Linked DNA regions of Homo sapiens: all the other regions are linked to region 3. The links are chromatin contacts, found by Hi-C or POLR2A ChIA-PET in ENCODE. All regions are on one chromosome and are shown on one strand. Each heading gives the region's core, a stretch centred on a gene start or an enhancer-like site at or near the end of the contact. The rest is flanking DNA. Distances are from core to core; before and after follow the strand shown. Region 1 holds the start of VIPR1 (vasoactive intestinal peptide receptor 1). Region 2 holds the start of SS18L2 (SS18 like 2). Region 3 holds the start of ABHD5 (abhydrolase domain containing 5, lysophosphatidic acid acyltransferase).

Region 1 (3,979 bases), core at 602-3,101, 1.2 Mb after region 3:
TGAAGGGTGGGGTTAGAGGGGGAAGGGTTGAGTTGGCTGGAGCAATCAGGGAAGGCTGTCTGGAGGAGGAGATAGAGTTGGGCACTAAACGAATAAGATGTGGAAAGACAGGGGGAGGGTAGGCATTGGAGGGAGGAGACAGATTTGGGCTGTCTCAGGAAGTGTGAAGTAGAAGTGGCCTGGTGTGAAAGGAGACCTCTCTGAATCCACTCTGCCCCTGGGCTCAGAAGCTTCTCGGGATGGAGGAATGGGGTGACAACAGTGGTCCCAAGATCCCCGGTTCATCCAAGAAGAGTTTGAGTGGCTTGAACCTGGGGTTGGGAGGGCCAGATGGTGGTTGGAGAGGCCTGAAGGCTTCATGCAAGTTGTGCCAGAGCTGTGGCCTCTGGGACAGAGCTTGGTAAGATTTTGAGTGCTCAGGAGGTGGGTCTCATGGCTGTCATGGGTGGAGGTGAGGCTCCTGCCAATTGTCAGAGGTCCGCTCCTAGGACAGGCAATGAGCTTCCCATTCCCAGGGTGCTCAAGACATCCGCTAGATGGAAACACAGAGATACCTGCTCTGGTGGAGGTGATGGTAAGGGAAGTGACCATGGGAGAGAATGAACTAGATAATCAAGATTCCTCACCCTCCCCCAGCCAACTTGGAGTGGGCATTTAAGGCCCTGCCTAAGCAGCAACTCTAGATTACTCAAAGTCTGGGGTAGGGAGAAAATCAACCTTTGTCTAGGTCTAACTGGTGGGAGACAGATGTGGCTCTTGTGTCTCTGGACCTCGCTTTGCCCATCTGTAAAATGGGCTTCAGTAGACTCAATGAGTGCTGAGGTCTCCCCTGTTCTAGAGTGAGATGATCCATGCATCTCCTGCCTCAATCAGCATCTGCCTCCCAGCCCAGGTAAGCCATCCACAGGAACACATATCACACCCACACATGGGGCACACGAGTACACATGTATCAAGGGCATACACATACCCACGTTGAGAGGAAGCAGAAGTGGGAGGAAGAGGGAGGCCACTGCTTGTTGGCATTGGCTCCCTGCTCAGCTCTCTCCATGTACAGGCCTGGCCCCTCCTGTTAACCACCACCCTTAGCCCCTCACTGCCCACCAGCTTCCACCTTGGGGTCTGGTACCTTTTTGCTTTGCTCAGTGGGAGGGCACACGGAGGGATGTGCCTGTCACTCACCTGATCCCAAGAACCCCTTCTCAAGTCCTGGGGCCCCCAGCACTGGTTCTGATGCTGACAGCCCACAGGCACCTCCAGACGGTCACAGCACACAAGAACGGCCCCTCACATCCTCCCTCTCACCTACGGTGTACCAAACCTTCCATCTCAATCGGCCGCAGTACCTGACTCTGCACCCACTGGCCGCCCCACCCCGCTGCGCACCCACAACCACGACAAGGAAGGCAAGTCTGGGGCCCACTCTTCCCCGCTGCCCCTCCACTGATGCTGTGCCTGCTCCGGGCTGCGCTGGGAGGGACTGGGCACGACCAATATCCCAGCCCTCGCGTCTAGGTTCGGTCTGGAGCGGTGGGAGGAGGCGAGTCGAGATGCTTGATGTCCCCTATTCCTCTTACACAGACACGCGCACAGACGGCCCGGCTCCCGCCATCCCCCACCTCCCCCGCCCTCCGCAACCCCCAGGCTGCCGGGACTCTGGGCGGCCGGGCGAACACTCACCGCCGGCCCAAGGGCCCAGGCGAGGGCGCCTGCCAGCACGCATAGCCAGCGGGCGGGCAGCGGACTTGGCGGGCGCATGGTCTGCCCTGAGCCCGCGGCGGGCGGCCCCGCGCGGGCAAAGAGCTGGCGGGCGGCGCACCAGGCGGGCGATGGCCGGGAGCCTGGCAGAGTGGCGCTGGCGCTGTGGCCCCAGAGCTAAGAGGCGCAGCTCAGGGCTGGGGGCGGGCCCCGGGGGCTCGTCTGACGGGCGGCGGATCTAGCCAATGGATGGGTGGAGGCGGGGCCGCCGCGCAGGTATGGGGCGGGGCTGGGGAGCCCCTGCCAGTGAGGAAGCTCTGCTCTCTCTTTGCCAATCCCACACCTTGGTCTTCCGTCGTGAGACATTTATAGGCCTTCGCCCCTCCGGGCTCATCACCCGGGAATCTCGAGACCCGAACACATTCCATCCTTCCATGCTTAGCTCACGACCTTCGCAAGCTCCCACCTCTGTATCCACCCTCAGCCCCATCCCAGGGCGCTCCTCATGTCTACCCTCGGAGCCACCTCCTCCAGGAGGCCTCCCCGCCAGCCTCCCCATTTCCCACCTGTGCGTCTCCGAGGGTTCGTGCGCGCAAATCCGATTACGAGACAGGAAGTGCCACTTATCTTCCCAGGCTGCGAGCTGGGGCCCAGCAAGTGTCCAGGCGCTGACAGAGATCGGGTTGTTTGATCAATTTTCAACAACCCCAATTCATCCTTCGCGCCGAAGAAGCCAGGCGAGAGGAAGCGAGGGCTCGAAAGAGGCCCGACTCTGGGTTCCTTGGTGTTCCCTGCTCCCGGGTGACCTGGTGGGGCGCGCTCAGCACCTGTTGGGTGCCCTGGCCCTTCAAGCCTCGGGAGACCTGCTCCAGGGAGGATGAGGTGTCCGCACCCTCGCGGGTCTCGTCCAGGGCACCTCCCCAGGGAGGCTGGGCTGAAGTGCCAGCGCCCTCGCGTGGGGAGCGAGGTCTGCTCCCAGCCCGCAGGCCGACTCCGCAGCTGACCTAAAACGATCCACAGACGTCGTCCTCCTCCTGCATTCCCTATTTTACAGCTGGGGATACTGGGGTCCAGAGAGGGGCCAGGACCCTGGCCGCCTGCCTTTGGTGCTGAGCTTCCAAGGGGCGGCTGCTCGGCCGCTGGGTGACACCGGGTCAGCCCCTTTTCTCGTTTATTCGTCCCTGGCATGGGGAGCGGGGTCACCAGCTCTGCGCCCTGGGAGCGCGTCTTCTTGTGGACCAAGCGCAGGTGGCTGCTAGCCCTCTTTCTACGGGCTCGAGCCTGCACAATCGAGGCTGGAGATGTGGTCGCGGCGGCAGGATAGAGTGGCTGGCGGAGCCGTGTGACAGAAGGAGAGGCGGAGTTCAGTGGAGAGGCGGAGAGGGCAGCGGGTCCCAGAGCCCTGAGCAGAATGTGCGGCTACCTGAAGGAGGTCCCGCGCTAGGCTTTGGCTGAACAGCAGGCGCGCAGGAGCTCCCTGAGGACCCACCAGGGCTTCCCTCCCTACAGAGAGGGAACGTTGGGATGCTGCCATGGGGTGGGCTTGAGGGGAGTGGGGGAAAGCCGGGAAGGGATGAGTGCCCTGGCCCTTTCTTCAGGGCGTACTTACACTTTCTTTCCACTCTCTCTTCTTTCTCTTCTTTCTTCCTCCCTTCCAGCATTCCATCCCCTGCACTTGCTCTTTTTCCCTTTCCTCCCTCTCCTCCTTCCCTTCATTAAAGGGAACCTCGCCACCATGGAGCCCCTCCCTCCTTTCTTCCATGCACATTTATTAATCTCTTTCTGTGTGCCAGGCCCTGTGCTGTGCACTGGGGGCACAGAGGTGGATGGGCAGCATCCCCTTGCCATGAGGGGAACTTGGGGAGCTACTGTACTCCCTGCAATTTCTACCTCCTTCCCGATATAATCAGTGAGGCTGGACACAGGCCTTTCCTTAGATTTGGGAGCTGTGGAGATGCCTCTGTCCTAGCCTTTCTTGGGTTTGTACTCGATCTCCCAATGGCGGGAGTGTTTGAATCATCCTCAGCCATCTCCTCAGCTATCCACACCCCTGACGGCTGCTGTTAGCTCAGAAATCAGGGGTCTTTGTCTCTCCTTATGACCCTGTGTACCCCGTCTCGGGTCTCAGTTCCCTGGCAGGACAGTGGAATTGTGTCTTTTTCCTGGGAAGTTACTTGTGCTGGCATGGTGTCCTAGGAGCCCTAGATGTGAAGAGCAAACCTGTGGGTTTGGGGTGTCATGAATCCTCAGCCCTCACTCCTCAACACATACATACACACAC
Region 2 (3,894 bases), core at 324-2,823, 1.1 Mb after region 3:
AGGTCAGGAGTTTGAGACCAGTCTGGCCAACATGGTGAAACCCTGTCTCTACTACAAATATAAAAATTAGCAGGGCGTGGTGGCACACGCCTGTAGTCCCAGCTACTCAGAGGCTGAGGCACGAGAATTGCTTGAACCTCAGAGGTGGAGGTTGCAGTGAGCCGAGATTGCACCACTGCACTCCAGCCTGGGTGACAGAGGGAGACTGTCTCAAAAAGAAAAAAAAAAAGAAAAGAAAAAAATGGGCGTAATACCTGGACTAGATTCGGAAAAGAGACTCAGACTCTATTTTCTCTCATTTTGGTATCTACTTAGGGAGTGCATTAAATTATTATGCACAATTTACCTTTGACTTAACTTGTAAATCCTTTGTTTGTCTTTGTGTGTGTGTCACTAACAGACTGACGGGAAGTTAGAAATGAGAGGAAGCTTAGCAGTCAAATGGCCTGACCCCTTCACTTAACAGAGAAAGGATGAGGCAGGGATCCAAGATGAGAAAGGGGCCATGGCTCTAATCTCCTGAGCTTAGTTTTCTGTGTGCTCTCACCCCCATCCCTGTTGTCATCAGCCGGCATAGCTTTGAGTGAAGGAGGCTTTGCAGTGAGAATAATTCACATTTTGAAGAAAGAGCCACGTCTGACTCCAGGCTCCGCAGTGTACTCGTTGTATGGTCTTGGGCAGGTTGGCAAACTCTTTGAGCCTCTCTTTCCTCAGTTCAAAGAGGGGCTTAACTGCGATCAATCACCCAAGACTCTTAGTTCGAGAAAGCACCGCATCACACAGGCTTCCCCTCTACCCACAGGTCAGGGGCGCGGGGGTGGGGGTACTTACTGCACGCACTCGTTCCCGCGGCCCTTGTTCTGATACTCCACAATACAGCGGATCAGCTGGTCATTCTCCTCAAGGAGCTGAAAGATCAGAGAAAGAAAGGGTCAGTGCAGGCCGGGCGCAGTGGCTCACGCCTGTAACCCCGGCCCTTTGGGAGGCCGATCTAGGCGGATCACGAGGTCAGGAGTTCGAGACTAGCCTGGCCAACATGGGGAAACCCCATACTAAAAATACAAAAATTAGCCGGGAGTGGCGTCGCGCTCCTGTAATCCCAGCTACTCAGGAGGCTGAGGCAGGAGACTCGCTTGAAGCCAGGAAGCGGTGGTTTCAGTGAGCCAAGATGCACCACTGCACTCCAGCCTGGGCGACAGAGCGGGACTCCGTCTCAAAAAAAAAAAAAAAAGGAGAGAAAGGGTTAGTGCAGTGTGACGTCTGGACGGCGGGGGACCGAACCCCATGCCGGGGTCCTGCCCCGGCGCCTGTGCTGATTTCGTGCCCATCTCACCCCGCACCCCGGCTGCTCAGCACCCTTCACAGTCAGCTGGGAGGCCGCTCACTACAGGATGCTTCTCGCACCCCGCAGCCCCTCGGGATCCCGACTTCTCTCCGCCCGCCCGCCCGCCCGCGTGGATGCTCACCCGCTGGATAGTCTCTTGATTGACTTCCGCCTTGCCCCTCAGCCAGTCCGGTACGAAGGCCACCGACATCCCGAGGAACCTCCGGAACCACGACCGCCAAGCAACTCGACCCACGATAGGTGGGGCCTACGCTCTCGAAGTTGATTGGATGCTCCCGCCTACAGGGCGGGGTACAGAAGGGACGTCATTTGTGACTGGACGCGCAAGAGCTATACTCAGCGCTTTCCTCGGTCCCAGCCCCCAGAACGCCGGGGGCGTTTTCGTATCCTTTGCGCTTGCGCAGTCTGGAGAGCGAAACTTGTGGGTTGGGGCTGGGTCTACTGCTGACCTACCTGGCGTCAGCACCTCCAGTGTTAGGCTGTGCATGCTTTTTTTTTTTTTGAGATGGAGTCTCGCTCTGTCGCCCAGGCTGGAGTGCAGTGGCGCATCTCAGCTCACTGCAAGCTCCGCCTCCTGGGACTACAGGCGCCCGCCACCACGCCCGTCTAATTTTTTGTATTAGTAGAGACGGGGTTTCACCATATTAGCCAGGATGGTCTCGGTCTCCTGACCTCGTGATCCGCCCGCCTCGGCCTCCCAAAGTGCTGGGTGTGCATACTCAATCTATCTGCAGGAGCGGTTTGCTCGGCTTCACCCAGCGTGTCTGGCACCCAGATACATGGCTTCAGATCCATTGTCCTCTCTACATCACTCTGTGCCTCCAGGTCTGCATCTGGAGCATGAACATTGGCTATGGCATTGTCTCCTGCCAGGCCAAATCTGCAGGCCAGGAAAACTCTGGTATTAGCTTTACTCTTTGCTGAACGAGAAATTCGCGTTTTTCCACATAGCCTGGACTTATTTGGGGCAGGAATAATGCTTATTAGGTTGGCAACCCTAAAAAGCACTGGTATTTTCTCCATTTTACAGATGACGAAACAGGTTAAGTAACTTGCCCAAGGTTCCTTAGCAAAGCCAGTCTCTGAATACGGGCAGCCTGGCTTTAGAACTCTCACCCTTAACAACCCGGGACTGCCCAGGCACCATACCGCAAAGGTGTTGTGCCGCAAGATGCAAGGAGGAAGCTGGACATACCTTCTTGGGCCACATGGTTACTCCTGGTGACCACTGCAACTGAATTGGTTGTAGTCTTCTAGACCAGTGGTCCCCAGCCTTTTTGGCACCAGGAATTGGTTTCGTGGAAGACAATTTTTCTTGTCTTCCACGGAGGTGGGGGTGGTTTTGGTATGAAACTCTTTTACCTCACATCAGCAGGCATTAGATTCTCATTAGGAGCGCGCAACCTAGATCTCTTGCAAGTCCAGTTCACAATAGGGTTCACGCTCCTGTGAGAATCTAATGCTCCCGCTGATCCTAATGCCCCCGCTGATCTGAGGGGGCAGAATGCTCGGCGGTAATGCTTATCCGCCCTCTGCTCACCTCCTGCTATGCGGTACCGGTCCCCTGTTCTAGCCATCCGTGGTGGATGTGGTAACAAGATTCGTTTTCCCTGGAGTGAGCAGCGGCCACTTCATTTAGGAGGGAGATCTTGGGAACCTACACTCCTAAAAAGGGGAGGTCCCTAGAGCTTTATTCCCCTGAGTGGTGGCCCTGATCCTGAGCAAGCTCATCTGCTTTACTGGGCTTTCTCTCCACAATCCCTTTATTCAAACCTGTGAAAAGGCAGCTTTCATCCCATTTCTTTTTTCTTTTTTTTTTGAGACAGAGTCTCGCTCTGTCACCCAGGCTGGAGTGCAGTGGTGTGATCTCGGCTCACTGCAACCTCTGCCTCCCGGGTTCAAGCGATTCTCCTGCCTCAGCCTGCTGAGTAGCTGGAATTACAGGTGCCTGCCACCACACCCGGCTAATTTTTTTTTTTGTATCTTTAGTAGACATGGGGTTTCACCATATTGGTCAGGCTAGTCTTGAACTCCTGACCTCGTGATCCGCCCGCTTCGGCCTCCAAAAGTGCTGGGATTACAGGTGTGAGCTACTGTGCCCGGCCTGCTTTCATCCCATTTCACAGAGAGGTAAACCCGGTGAGAGAAGTGAGGTAACACCTGAGCTGGGGCGGACTCAGGGCTTCCTGGTTACCAAGCCTGCACTGTTAACTCCACATCAGGCTTCCTCCTCAGGAAAATTCCCCAAAGCTTTCAGAGACACAGAGTGGGCAGAAAAGGAAACATCAGGAGCAGGATACAGGTCTTCCGTAGTTCCACTCAGCCCTATTCCTGTTTAGACAAGTGAGGAATGACAATAACATGAGATGGTCCAGACAACAATCCTCCCACCTGTGAAAGCTTCCCTGGGATTATGGGCATGAACCACCATGCCCGGCCTATACTTTTGTTCATAAAGTTTAAGTGACTTGCTTACCAATCTTATGCAAAATTTCATGTAATTTATATAATACTATATAACATAATGCTACATATGGTATGTATATATA
Region 3 (3,551 bases), core at 882-3,381:
GCTTTCTCAACTGTATTGCAACTGAAAGGGGTTGGATGTTGAAAGCAAAATGGATCCCAGTATGCCTGTCTTCACTAAGTGCCACAAAGCAAAGGACAAGAATCATATTCTCCAAAAAGCCATCAGATGACCATTTTATAACTTTCCTTTGTTAATGTTATCTCCCTATCTAAACCTCAAATGTCTTAAGGGTAGGGAACTGTATTCAAACAAGAGCCAAACATCCCACATGAGTCCCAATTCCAGTGACAGGCAGCAGGGATACAGGGTAAGCACCTTAGATTAAATCCAGACACCTCAAAGGGTTCCACAAAGGGTTCCAATCCAGCCCTGCTACTTGCTGGCAGGCTGTTAGCAGCCTTTACAGTGGCAGTTTCAACTGCAAAATGGGAACAATAATACCCAGCACACAGGGGCAACCTTGGATTTAACAGGATCACTTCTGGGGATAGTCACTGGACACTGCTAAAGCATATTGCCAAGAATACCAGCGAAGCCCACTTCTGTCTAGAAACTATGGCTGATCAGCTGCTAAGGATTTTTTAATCATCTACCTCCAATGACCTCCAACCATCACTCCAAGCCATAAAACCCTTTCACGATTGTGTCCTGGACTCCAAGGCCCCACTACATCAAAACCAAATAGTCCACCTGAAAGTAGTGTCAAGAGTCAAAAATGTTGTGACAAACAAGATGAGAACACAACCTACCAATTACGTTCCTACTTGCGTCCACATGACATTCAACATTTCACCTCAGTGCAACGAGGAAGTTCATCAACAAACCTCAACAAATAAACAAAACTCAAGAGAATAACTTCCTTTCTAATATTTCACAATTTTTCCCCATGACATCTTTCCAAATATCCCTGTCTTCATGGTACTCCATATTCTATCATTTAGGTTATGTTTCCTAGGCAAATTTCTCCAGACGTCTGAAGTAGAACCGACGTCAAAAAATTAAATATATATGGGGGAAGTTTACTTTCCAATACAAACGACAGGCCTTGAGAAACAAGGCAATAACCTCCATAACAATTTAATTATTCCACTCATTAACTACTATTCTTCTACTAACAAGTGCAAGAAGTCATTTAGGTGTAGAAAAGAATAAACTCACTATACCTGTATATAAAAAAGTTTCACATTAGACATCTGCCCTCCAACTTCCACAGTTTCCTATACATTATGTGTGTTCTTCTAAGGCACATGCAACACACACTTCGCCAGTAAAGCCAGAATAATCCCAGAAGCGCAAACAAATAAGGGACAGTGGAGCTTGCAAGCCAAAGACCTTCATCCGAAAGATGAATTATGACATTTGAACGTGTATCTCTATCTTAAGGGCTAACTTTCTTTCTATGAAGTATCTGAAACTCACAGCCATACACCCACTTCCCTCACTCCTTCTCCCCTCCCTCCTTCCCGGCACCCCCGCCCTCCCGCCGCTTCCCGGGCGAATTCGGGCCTCTAATATCCCCTCCAAGGAAGCGCCGCCCCTTCCTACGGCTACGGGAAGGATCGTCCAGTGGCTGAGGCTGGACAGAGCACAGGTAGTACCTGTAGACGGAAGCCGCGATGGGAGGCTGACAGACCCGGTCATTTCCCGCGCCTCGCAGTCAGGTGCAGGGTCGACCGGGCACCGCCCGCCGGCGGCATTGGGGCAGGCCGGGTCCCTTGGCAGAGCCCGAGCCGGTGCGGCCGCCGCGGCCAGCTCCGTCGCCGGCCCGCGGGGTGGCTTATACAACAACGGGGCGGACCCTCCGCGCGGGGTCAAGGCGGCCTCCCGGCGCGGCCGGAGTCCGGCTCAGACACCTCGGGGCCCCGACGCTGAGGGGAGCCTCTCCCAGGCAGAGCGGCGCCGGGACGCCTCTGGGCGCCGCGCGGACTCATGCCGGGGAGGGTCGAGGAAGCCGCCCGTCGTCGCCAGGCGGGCGGCGACTCCTTGGTGCTGCCCGCTGGGCCCTAACCCGGCCCGCGCGGAGGGTGCGCGCCGGAGACACACGAAGCCCCCTGCCGGCTGCGCTTACCTCTCTCCGGTGTCGGCAGAGTCCACCTCCTCCTCCTCCGCCGCCATAGCCGCCGCCGCGCAAGCGCCGGGACTTATCTCGAAGCCGGCTGACAGGCCGACTGGGCCGCCCCGGGCTGGCGCGGCACTTAAGGCGGCGCAGGCCGCCAGCGCATGCGTCTTCCGCGCACTAGCACGGCCCGGCGGCGCGCCCGCGTTTGCGCGTGCGCGGCCTTGCCTCCGGCTTTGCGTCCGCCATCCCCAGCCAGCATGCACTAGTTCTCCCGCCCGACGCTCCCGGGTGTAAGCGCGGGGCGGGACAGTCAGCCCAGAGGGACTGGCGAGACTCACCCGAATGAGTTAGGTGTTTTAGCTAATTTGAATAATGACTGTATTCATGCATCACCCCGTCGGTGTTGGCTGTCAGGTGGCACCTTGGGGACGGAGGTGCGTCCGGTCCTGGAAGAGCCTAGCTAGTGTCCGATAGATGGTGCAGTGGCAAATGAAATGGCGTAATCGAGGTGCTGTGTGGCGTCCCGCCAGCCTTTCCCCGCGGGTTGGGGGGCCAGGGGGAGAGGGCGACTCACAGGAGCCTTCAGTCAGTTGAGCACTGCTCTAGGTGCTGATGTTACTGTAGTGGCCAGAGCCAGCAATTTCCCTCCCACTCGACTCTCTAGATACCTGGGAGGGTGAAAAGAGTCGGTGTTGGCCGGGCGCGGTGGCTCAGGCCTGTAATCCCAGCACTTTGGGCGGCCAAGGCGGGCGGATTTTCTGAGGTCGGGAGTTGGAGACCAGCCTGAGCTGAAGAAACCCCGTCTCTATTAAAAATACAAAATTAGCCGGGCGCGGTGGCGCATACCTGTAATTCCAGCTACTCGGGAGCCTGAGGTAGGAGAATCGCTTGAACTCGGGAGGCGGAGGTTGCGGTGAGCCGAGATCGCACCATTGCACTCCAGCCTGGGCAACAAGAACGAAACTCCGTCTCAAAAAAAAAAAAAAAAGTCTATGTTTAGGTACTTCGAGTTATTGAGGTGAAATGACTAACCTAAATAGCAGTATTTCTTGACCTGTTTTCAAGCCTTTTAGCAATCAGGTGCAACCTGCTTTTGGAATTCTGCCACCCACTACTACTCATCCATTTATGTTTGGTGTGTGTCTACTATGGGCTCACTTTGTTCTAGGTGCTTGAAAACAATGGGTTGAAATACTGCTCCTGTTTTGATAGATCCTACGCGAATATATTAACCTTTATTTTAGACTCAGTTCATTGTTCTCCTTCCCTGACTCTCCTCCCTCTTTTTCTCTCCTCTGAGCCCCACTGTAAACCTGTCTTTATCACCCATCTAGCTCTCAGGTTCTCAGCCTTGTGTAATTGTTACAGCTTTTAAATAAACATTATCGAATATCTTTCCAACTACACGAGAAAGTCCTCTAGGATAGGAATGGTGTCTTCTGTAATTTAGAGGGGGGAAAGCCACTTATAATCTCTTAGGCATAGTAATAACTAATACATTTTTTATTGTGTTTGATCTAATTCATAAAAT

What was found. A loop is a pair of places that touch in the nucleus more often than their neighbours do. ChIA-PET counts read pairs that join two places held with the same protein, here RNA polymerase II (POLR2A). Pooled maps may share reads with other maps.
Region 1: a map of B cell shows a loop between it and region 3 (26-fold over the local background). The contact joins the promoter of VIPR1 here to the promoter of ABHD5 in region 3. A Hi-C loop is called at or near these places in 1 of 168 maps with a recorded cell type or tissue (B cell) and 5 of 50 pooled maps. POLR2A ChIA-PET finds 5 or more read pairs at or near these places in 1 of 52 experiments (T-cell).
Region 2: a map of gastrocnemius medialis shows a loop between it and region 3 (3-fold over the local background). The contact joins the promoter of SS18L2 here to the promoter of ABHD5 in region 3. A Hi-C loop is called at or near these places in 3 of 168 maps with a recorded cell type or tissue (gastrocnemius medialis and naive thymus-derived CD4-positive, alpha-beta T cell) and 14 of 50 pooled maps.

What each region holds. Positions count from the first base shown.
Region 1 is chr3:42,500,515-42,504,493 of GRCh38, reverse strand. It overlaps VIPR1 (vasoactive intestinal peptide receptor 1), which reads right to left and starts at 1,851. Exons shown (of 13, transcript NM_004624.4): 1 at 1,681-1,851. The coding sequence starts at 1,758. RefSeq lists silencers at 1,593-2,092, 2,153-2,252 and an enhancer at 2,780-3,353.
Region 2 is chr3:42,588,539-42,592,432 of GRCh38, reverse strand. It overlaps SS18L2 (SS18 like 2), which reads right to left and starts at 1,573. Exons shown (of 3, transcript NM_001370300.1): 1 at 1,467-1,573; 2 at 832-908. The coding sequence starts at 1,535. It also overlaps a transcript of SEC22C not described here.
Region 3 is chr3:43,689,518-43,693,068 of GRCh38, reverse strand. ABHD5 (abhydrolase domain containing 5, lysophosphatidic acid acyltransferase) reads right to left here and starts at 2,131. Exons shown (of 7, transcript NM_016006.6): 1 at 2,030-2,131. The coding sequence starts at 2,076. It also overlaps a transcript of ANO10 not described here. RefSeq lists a silencer at 1,480-1,959.